Regions from separate parts of the Mus musculus genome. Here region 1 is linked to region 2. The links are chromatin contacts, found by Hi-C or POLR2A ChIA-PET in ENCODE. All regions are on one chromosome and are shown on one strand. The core of a region is the stretch at or near the end of the contact, and the rest is flanking DNA. Distances in the headings are between cores, read along the strand shown. Region 1 holds the start of Amz2 (archaelysin family metallopeptidase 2). Region 2 holds the start of Axin2 (axin 2).

The links. Hi-C counts contacts between places; a loop is a spot of excess contacts on that map. ChIA-PET counts read pairs that join two places held with the same protein, here RNA polymerase II (POLR2A).
Region 1: a loop to region 2 is called in a map of gastrocnemius, with 6 times the contacts of the local background. The contact joins the promoter of Amz2 here to the promoter of Axin2 in region 2. A Hi-C loop is called at or near these places in 2 of 37 maps with a recorded cell type or tissue (T-helper 17 cell and gastrocnemius). POLR2A ChIA-PET finds 5 or more read pairs at or near these places in 1 of 5 experiments (embryonic stem cell).

The regions. Positions count from the first base shown.
Region 1 is chr11:109,424,283-109,428,328 of GRCm38, forward strand. Amz2 (archaelysin family metallopeptidase 2) reads left to right here and starts at 1,664. Exons shown (of 9, transcript NM_025275.4): 1 at 1,664-1,748; 2 at 2,204-2,293; 3 at 2,688-2,815. The coding sequence starts at 2,804.
Region 2 is chr11:108,918,055-108,922,530 of GRCm38, forward strand. It overlaps Axin2 (axin 2), which reads left to right and starts at 2,295. Exons shown (of 11, transcript NM_015732.4): 1 at 2,295-2,507.

The DNA of each region.
Region 1 (4,046 bases), core at 414-2,913, 510 kb after region 2:
AGAAAGAGAAAAGAGTGACACATTTAACAATGGGTGTGATTATGCATACTTGTGATCCTACCACCCCAGAGGCTGAGGCAGGAGATAGTTGTGAATCTGTGGCCAGCCTAGGCTATCTAGTAAGTTTCAGGTCAGATGTGGTGCTGGACTGAGTAGGGAAGAATTCACCTAGATGATGTAAACTGCAAAGCCTACTGTGCATCCTCTGGCTACACGGGACCATGAATAATTTCTGATTATTGGCAGGACTATTTGTCTGCAATGATATGGATTAGTTATTCTGAAATTACCCTCAGTGCATATTGTACCACAGAGCAGTTAAATGCAGAAGTAAATTATGAATAGTGGGAGACAGACTTTTCATTAGTATGGAAGGGAGTGCACACAGAAAAATGGAAAGCAGGAACCTTGTGGTGTTAGACTGCAATCAGAGTGATTGGTAGGAATTCCCAGTGTAGGTGTCCTGTGACTACTTAGAAAAAATTGCTTGTTTAGAAGCATGCTCTGGAGTATTTACACTAAAGGGGCATCATGTCTACAGCTGATTAAAAATGTCCCGGGAGAAAAAAATGGTCAGGTTGTTGGGGAGTGACCTCATGGGAGGAGAAAGAGGATCAGAGGGGGTCCTGGGGAAATATAACCGAAGTATGAAAATTTGAAAGAATATACATGTATGTGTCTCTCTCTGTATGTGTGTATACAGTGCTCAGAAGTCAGACACAGGAACATTCTCTGCTACATAGTGAGTTCAAGGCCAGCCTTGACAGGAGACCCTCCCCAAATAAGCCACTTTTGTCAACTTGGTAAGGGCAGTAAGGACAACATATATGAGCCTTGTTATAATAACTGGGCAAGGATAATTAGAGCAGTGTGCACAAGGCAAGAAGAGAGCAAAAAGTTTGGGGGTTGGGTAGGAAGAAGGGTACAGACATGTGGGGTATGCAGTCTTTAACTTCCAAGGATGAGAGGATGTTGATAAAATAGTGGCATCATCCCCTTGTTTGACCTTCCTGGGGCCAGAAGCGCCCAGAGATGCAAAAGGATTGAATAGGTATATGCTGGGGGCGGGGATCAGGAGATCTGGCCCTGGGGTTTCCCCTTCCAGAGTCTCCTGGGGGTCCGAGCTCTAAGCTCTTAGTTCCCCAAGTACCAAAGGCAACCCTATGCCCCACGCCCTAGGATGCAGCCCTGCTTCCTGACAGCGGTGAGGCCGCGACAGTCGGGCAAACCGACTAAGAAGGGAAAGTCCAAGCGGGTGATGTGTCAAGCCGCGGACACGGCTGACTTATTTGGACCCAGTGGTTAAATTACTCAGGCTCAGCCCACGGCAGGTGGTTCCGTGACCCTGCACCGCCCGCGAGGAGCGGGTCGCGGCGCCCCCGTGAGGGCCGACGCGAAACAGCGACGACTGGGGACTGTCCGACACTACATCGCCCCCTTACTACTTTAGTCAACCACACACAGCGTGAGTGTTGTGAAATGGACAGAGGTCACGCCTTCGGGGCGGGGTTACAGCACATGGGCGGGGCCTTTCTGGAGGAGTGGGGCGGGCTCAGTGTTTGGAGGAGGAGCCTTAGGAGGGAAGAGCGCAGATAGGAGGCGGGGCGACGATTGAGGGGCGGGAAGACGGGTCTTGCTAGTGGGCGGTGTGGGCGGGGCATGCGTGAAAGGGTGAGGTGCGTCCGCGCGAGGCGCATGCGTGCTAGGACCACCGTGGCAGCTTGAGGGCGGCCTAGAGGCCTGTCCGGGTGAGGGTGGTATGAGGAACCGTCAGGGCTGGGCAGGGGAGGAGGAGGAAGGTGTTGATCGTTGGGGAGGAGCGGATGTGGTGGGAGGGATGGCTGCGGCGGAAGCAGAGGGGACCTCGGGGGCAGGATGTCTCTTGGGAACAACGCGGGCCTTTCCGGTTGCTCCCTGGGTAGAAGACGCGAACTCTGAGTTCCGGGGAGGCCCCCCACTTTTGACTCAAGCAGAGACTGGGTGGCGTCTGCACCGGCCGTGCAAGTTGCTATGGGCAACCAGCTAGCACGTCTGGCGAGACCCACTTGGCGGGAGATGTTCCGGTTATAGAACCGAAGCATCTTAGGCCCCCGGTCCCTGCAGTGACTGTACGATGGCTCCCTGCACACTTCTTCAGCGACACCATCCACGTTGGACTAGGATGTGGAGGCCTTCTGACTTTCCACTCTGTCTCTTTTATTAGGGTGAAGGCCACACCCCTTTGCCAGACATGCATTGTCCTTAGAAAAACATAAATGGAAAAACAGCAGCTGGAGATTTCTCCTTTATAAAGGTAGGTAGACTGAATGGGGCCATGGTGATTTATTTTTTTTTTCTTTTTAAATTTCATCCTGTAAAAATAAAATCTCAGCCCAGATGTGCAGTACCGAGATGAGCTACACTCAGCGTAGTCTCTAGGATCCTTTCTAGTCAGTGTCACCCTCTTGAGCTCCAGAATTCAGAAGTTCACTGAGCACAGCAGTTAGCTTAAATTTCAAAATCAGTCGTTAATAAACTGAGAAATACAGAGAAACCCTGTCCCACCCCCCAACCCACCCCCAAAACAAAGCAGAACAAAAAACCAGCCAACCAACCAAACAAACAAAAATGGAAAAGGCCCTCAATTAGAAAACACAAACTAAATGGACAGAAACATTCATCTTTTTTTTCTTTTCTCACTCAAAAAGCGTCTGCTTGGTATGAAGGATGAACGTGCCACGTAGGGACTTGATAGGAATGGGGAAAGTCCTGTCACCATGAGTATGGCGTCTCATTGGTCATCTTAGATCTACCCCCGTGTCTTATGGCTGACAAGGTAAGCGTAAGGGGCTGAGATGGATCTTGCCAACCTGCAGTTAAATAACAGAACCATTACTCTTTTCCTTATTGAATATCTTTGAGTGACACTGGAAGGGATGCCGTTGATCCTGTGGACAAAGTGAGTCAGCTCAAAATATTATGATTGTTTTCAAATGACAGAGGACGTTGGGCATCAGTAGGATTTAAGAGTCACCGCTAGCCAGGCAGTGGTGGTGCACACGTTTAATCCCAGCACTTGGGAGGCAGAGGCAGGCGGATTTCTGAGTTCAAGACCAGCCTGGTCTACAGAGTGAGCTCCAGGACAGCCAGGGCTATACAGAGAAACCCTGTCTTGAAAAACCAAAAAAAGGAGCTGTTAGTTACTGTTTTTGAGACAATGTTGCTATATAACTCAGGCTGAGTGTCAACTTTCAATCTCCTGCCTCTGTCTCCTGAGTATTGGTTTACAGGTGTCGGCACTATGCCCAACTTGACAGTAGTTACTAGGATGGGAACAGCAGGCTCAGTGGGAGATACAAGAATGGTCTGAATGAATGGTTTTCCTTTTAATTCTTTCGTTACTTTCCCCCAATAAACTGATTGGACGCGGAGAAAACATTCTTTTTTATTTATTTATTTATTTTGGATTTTTTTTTTTTTTTTTTTTTTTTTTTTTTTTTGAGACAGGGTTTCTCTGTGTATCCCTGGCTGTCCTGGAACTCACTTTGTAGATCAGCCTGGCCTCGAACTCAGAAATCCGCCTGCCTCTGCCTCCCAGGTGCTGGGATTAAAGGCGTGTGCCACCACACCCGGCTGACAGCAAGCATTATTACACAGAGGAAATAAGAAAAAAAAAAGTAAGAAAGAAAGAGAATGAAAGAAAAATTAAAATTAAAAACAACCTTTTTAATTAAGTCAATCAGAATTCTTCCACTTAGAATTAATTACATGTGGATTCTAAAATACATATGCTTGTAGAAATACGTGTATTGGCATAGAATTAAATTGTAACAAGATTACAGGATACTATGAATCCTTACTTTTTTGTCGAAAATAAATACATCAATACAATTTTCACAGTAATATAAACACCAAAATATACGAGTGAATTTATTTTTCTTTCACTTAGCTGTGTTTTATAAAAATAAACATACTGTGTAAATGTAGCCATTTTCACAATTACTAATCTGAAATTTCACTGAAATCTGAAGTAAAGCACAACTATAGTCATTTTGTTTGTTTGTTTG
Region 2 (4,476 bases), core at 1,045-3,544:
CCTGTATACATGAAGTTGGGTGAGATGCTAGAGACAGTAGAGGGAGTTGTTGGCCTGAGGTGACCCTAACACCTGCTCTGGAAGCCCAGCTCCCAGAGGGGCTGTTGTGGAGAAGATCCCAACCACAAGGGACTCCCCGGGCTGCACTTCCTCCACTGCCCCAGCCCTGGGGTAATGAAGGAGCAGCCAAGCTCTCCGGTTTAAAGGCAGCCTGTGATGACTGTGGGTGGCTCAGGGGCAGTGGGGGGTCAGTGGGGACAACTCAAGGGAGGAAACCACCCATGAAGACCCAGGTTCCAATTCCTTTCTGAAAGCCTCCTCTTTTCTGAACCTTGTTTATTTTGATTTGGGATGGTTTGATGATTCTATGTCCCCTCCCCGAGAGAGAGAGAGAGAGAGAGAGAGAGAGAGAGAGAGAGAGAGAGAGAGAGAGAGAGAGAAGAATCAGGGGTGGGGTGGGGTACATATGTGTACACCCTTGGGTTTTTGCACTGTACTTGCTTCTATGGCAGTTCATGCCTCTCTCTACACTTCTGTTTCTGTGACAATACCTCTGTGGCCCAAGGACCCTCAGGAAACAGTTTTGCTGGGGTTGATGGAGGAGGTGGGCGGGTATGCCTTTGGTCTAGGATTCCATATACCATGTCAGAGCTGGAAGGCAGAGAGAATGGAGAGCCACCCAGTATCCTCACACCTGGTAGTTGTCTCAAGATACAGATGCATTATGGGAACACGCTTCCTCTGGTCTTCCCCGGAAGGACCACATTTCACAGCCGGGACTGCTGGCTTTAGAGAGGTCAGCTCTGGTTGCAAGGAAACCCAGGTACATTGACCATGGAGGAAGAGCAGGAGGATGAGACCCACCGGGCCTCCTTTCTAGGCTGTGGAATTTGAGGCCTAAGGTGTGTGAGCTCTCTGGCCCTTTGCTGCAGCCCGGGTTCTTTCTCCAGTAGAACATGGGGGACACTTTTCCCTCTTTGGACAGCCATGTTTCTTACCTGTTTCAAAGTCTCCAAAGCGGAATGTTCGCCCTCCCTTCAGAAGGCCAGGCCCTTGCTTCTCTCGGCTTTCCTCTCTTTGGATTACTTTGCCCTGGGCTCCGCTGTTGATATTTTGTTGCTGCTGTTGTGTTACTGCTTTGTCTCTGAGAGATTGAGCCTTAGGTAGCCCAGGCTGGCTTCCATTTTACTAAGTTGGTCTTGGAATTCTCATTCTATTGATTGGCTCTACCTTGGGGTGGCAGCCATGTGTCACCAACTCTGGCTTATGTGGTGCAGGGGTTGGGGCGGAACTGAGCGTTTGTGAAGTAAGAACTCTATCAGGCTACCTACTCACTTCCATTCCCCCCCCCCCCCCCCCCCCGCAAGTTTATCAGCTCATCCACGGGGAAATGCTCTACAACAACAGATGAATGAATAAGTGTTCTGAACTTATGGCATATTTTTTTAAGGCCCGTGCCTTATAAATATTTTGGGGAGAATGTGGAAAGGAATTCGAAGGTGACAGTGGGGTGAATTTTTAATACTTTAACACCGCGTATGTGTGGGAGGCATTCCACGGCTGTTTAATAAGTAACATATGGGATGGTGGCAGCCCTTTGGGAGAGTGTGGTGGGCACGGATTTGTTGGGGAAAGAGGTCCATGAGTGTGCAAGGAAGGTGCTGACTGATGTGTAAGGTTGCAATATTGGGGAACTGAGGTGCGCACCTTGATTCCACTGTGGAGACAAATTCACAACCGCCCATCTTCATCCAAACACAACTGTCCACAAACTATTTCTATATTAGTGCAAATAGATACTGGAGCACAAGTGCACACACACACACACACACACACACACACACACACACACACATACACACACATCATGCCTTCTGAGTCAGAGTACGCCCTAAGAATTGGCCAGCGGATCTAGCTCCTACCAGAAGGCTCTCCAAATTCCCAGGGAAATTTGAAAAAAGGTAGGAACGTGTTTGATTTGATGGAGGGGGGCGGGGGGGGGGCGGGTGCTTTATTGCAGTTCTTGCAATGGCCAGAGAGAAACTGGCATTCTAGAGCTGGAGAGCGCTAGGTAGGCAGGGGGAGGAGACATGAGCAGAGGCTGGAGAACTTGAAACATGAAATCAATCAGAACTCCGGCCGAGAACACCCCGGGGCCGCCAGCAGCCGGCGGGGGGCAGACGAGGGCCAAGGAAGGGTTAACGCGGGAGCTGAGTGTGCCACGGGGGCCGGGCCGGGGCGGGGCAGAGCGGGCGCGCGCTGTCCCTTTAAGGCGGGCGGCGCGCGGGCCGGCCGAGCGCCTCTGTGATTGGCGCGGCGGGATCACTGGCTCCCCGAGCCCGGCCCGGGGGAGTCGGCTGGAGCCGGCTGCGCTTTGATAAGGTCCTGGCAACTCAGTAACAGCCCAAGAACCGGGAAATAAAAATAAGCAGCCGTTCGCGATGGATTTCGGGGCCACCCGGAGGCCGAGGCGTCCGCCTCCCCAAAGGAGAGCTTTGCTGTAAAAGGTGGGGTCGGAGGCTCGGTCCCGTCGCAGCCGTTTCTAAGAAAGCTCCGTGCGGCCGGGGGCGGTTGGCAGCGGGGCGCGGGGCCGCGGGAGGGGGCGACCGGGAGCAGGCCGGGGTAGTAGAGGGGTGCGGATTGCACGGCCCCCCAAAAGGGGCGCTGGAGCGCGCTGGGCTGGCCCGGGTGCGGCTCGCATACCTCCCTTCCAGGACCGTGCGCTCGGCTCGCGCCTTTGAAGTGCACAGTTAAATCCACAGCGCAGTTTTTGTTGGAAGCGCCCGGAGGACATTTGGTGCGCCTAGTGACTGCTGGAAACAGGACCTGGGTTGAAAGCCGGCCGGGCGGGGGCCGGGGGCGGCCGCGGTGGGGGCGGAGGCCCACTCGGATCTTTTGCATAAAAGGGGCAGCGGGGCGCACGATCCCCCCCCCCAAAAAAAACCCGGCGCAGACCTCGGGATCGTTGTTTTCCGTGCACCCCCTCCTCCGCCTCCGCGAGACTCCTCATGTTCCCCACGCCCGGGCGGGCCCGGGGGGGCCCCGGGGCAGCCTCTGCGAGTCCAGCGGGGGACCCGGGCAGGGGCTCTGCCCGCGGCGCCTGCGAGGTCTCCGCAAGGAGTGCGCCAGCGGATCAATGGTGAGTGCCGAGGCCGCGGCGGTCCGGCGGCCGGCGCGCTTTGATGTGCGGGGCGGCGCTTTGAAGTTGGCAGGCCGGCTATTTCGGGGCGCGCTCCGGGCCCGCGCGGAGGGGAAGCGGCGGGCTCGGCGCCCAGCGCTCCGGGGGGTTTGGCCGGGCGGCCCTGCGCGCGGTGAGCTGGAGTCCCCTCCCCTGCGCGGGGTCCGGGGTGGCGGGGGGCCGGTCAGGGAGACTTCTCCAAGTGGCGTTGGGGACGGAGGCGGAGACGGGCAGCTCGCCCTCGGGGGTCGAGTCGCCGTGGGTGTGGATGAGTTGGGGTGTGCGTGTTCATGCGAGTGCTTTTGGAAGGTGGGATGAAAGGGTGGCGGCGCCCCCCGCTTGCCCTCCCCGCCCTTCCACCGCCCCCTCCCACTTCTTTCCCCACTAGTCTCCCCCTCCCATCCGCGGGTCCGCGCTTAGGTGCCGGGAGCGCTGGTGAAGGCTCAGTCTGAGGGTAGAACCGGCCAGAGCCCAGGGCGCTCCCGTCCCCCCGTTCCTCCTTGCCGCCCCTTTTGCGGAGAGGCCGAGACTCCGCGCGTCGCCATTTCTGGACTAGGCGGTTGCTTTCCGTGCCTTTTTCTGCGGGAACCTCTGCGAGGCTTGACACCAGGGAGTTACCCCCATCCGGGCTCCGGGGTCTCCGGCCTCGCTCCTGGTGGACGGCATACCGGGACTCTGGAGGCTTTCGTTTGCAGTTGGGCCGGGGAGGGACGGGACAGGAGGGGCTCAGAGGAGATGAGAGCCTGGCGGCCTTCATCTTCCAGGTAACGGCGCCTCGCCACCTTCTCTGCGCCCGGGTGCGCGGCACTGTCCGGCCCCACCACTTCGGGTTTGTGCCCAGCCTGGCGGCCTGAGCTCCGGGACTGGGGTGGGGTGCATCGACCCAGACCCGGGGTCTCGGGCAGCTGGCCTGGCGTCCCTCCCTGTACCCCGGCCCGCCCCTCCTTAGTTTGATCCTTCCCTGGCTAGGGAGAGAAGCTTGTTTATTGGTTAGATAAGACTTCTTTTCTTTTGGAGAAAGGACTGGCTTGGGATCAGTGTAGTTTGGGATTCTTGGCACAGGCAGTAGTAGCGTGAGAAGCCTTCTGATCCGGTTTTGTTGGGTTCGTGGCTCTAGGAGGTGGACTGGGGAGCCGGGGGCGGCGGGTCTCGAGGTTTCTCTTCTCTCTTTAAAAGTTTGAAGATCAAAGCCTCTAAGTTAGTGAACTGGTTTCTGCTTTGGGGAGGCAAAGAAGACAAGAGGTGTAGACTGAGCCACGTTTTTGGTGGAGTCTTGAGTTTAGGCAACATCATCGGGG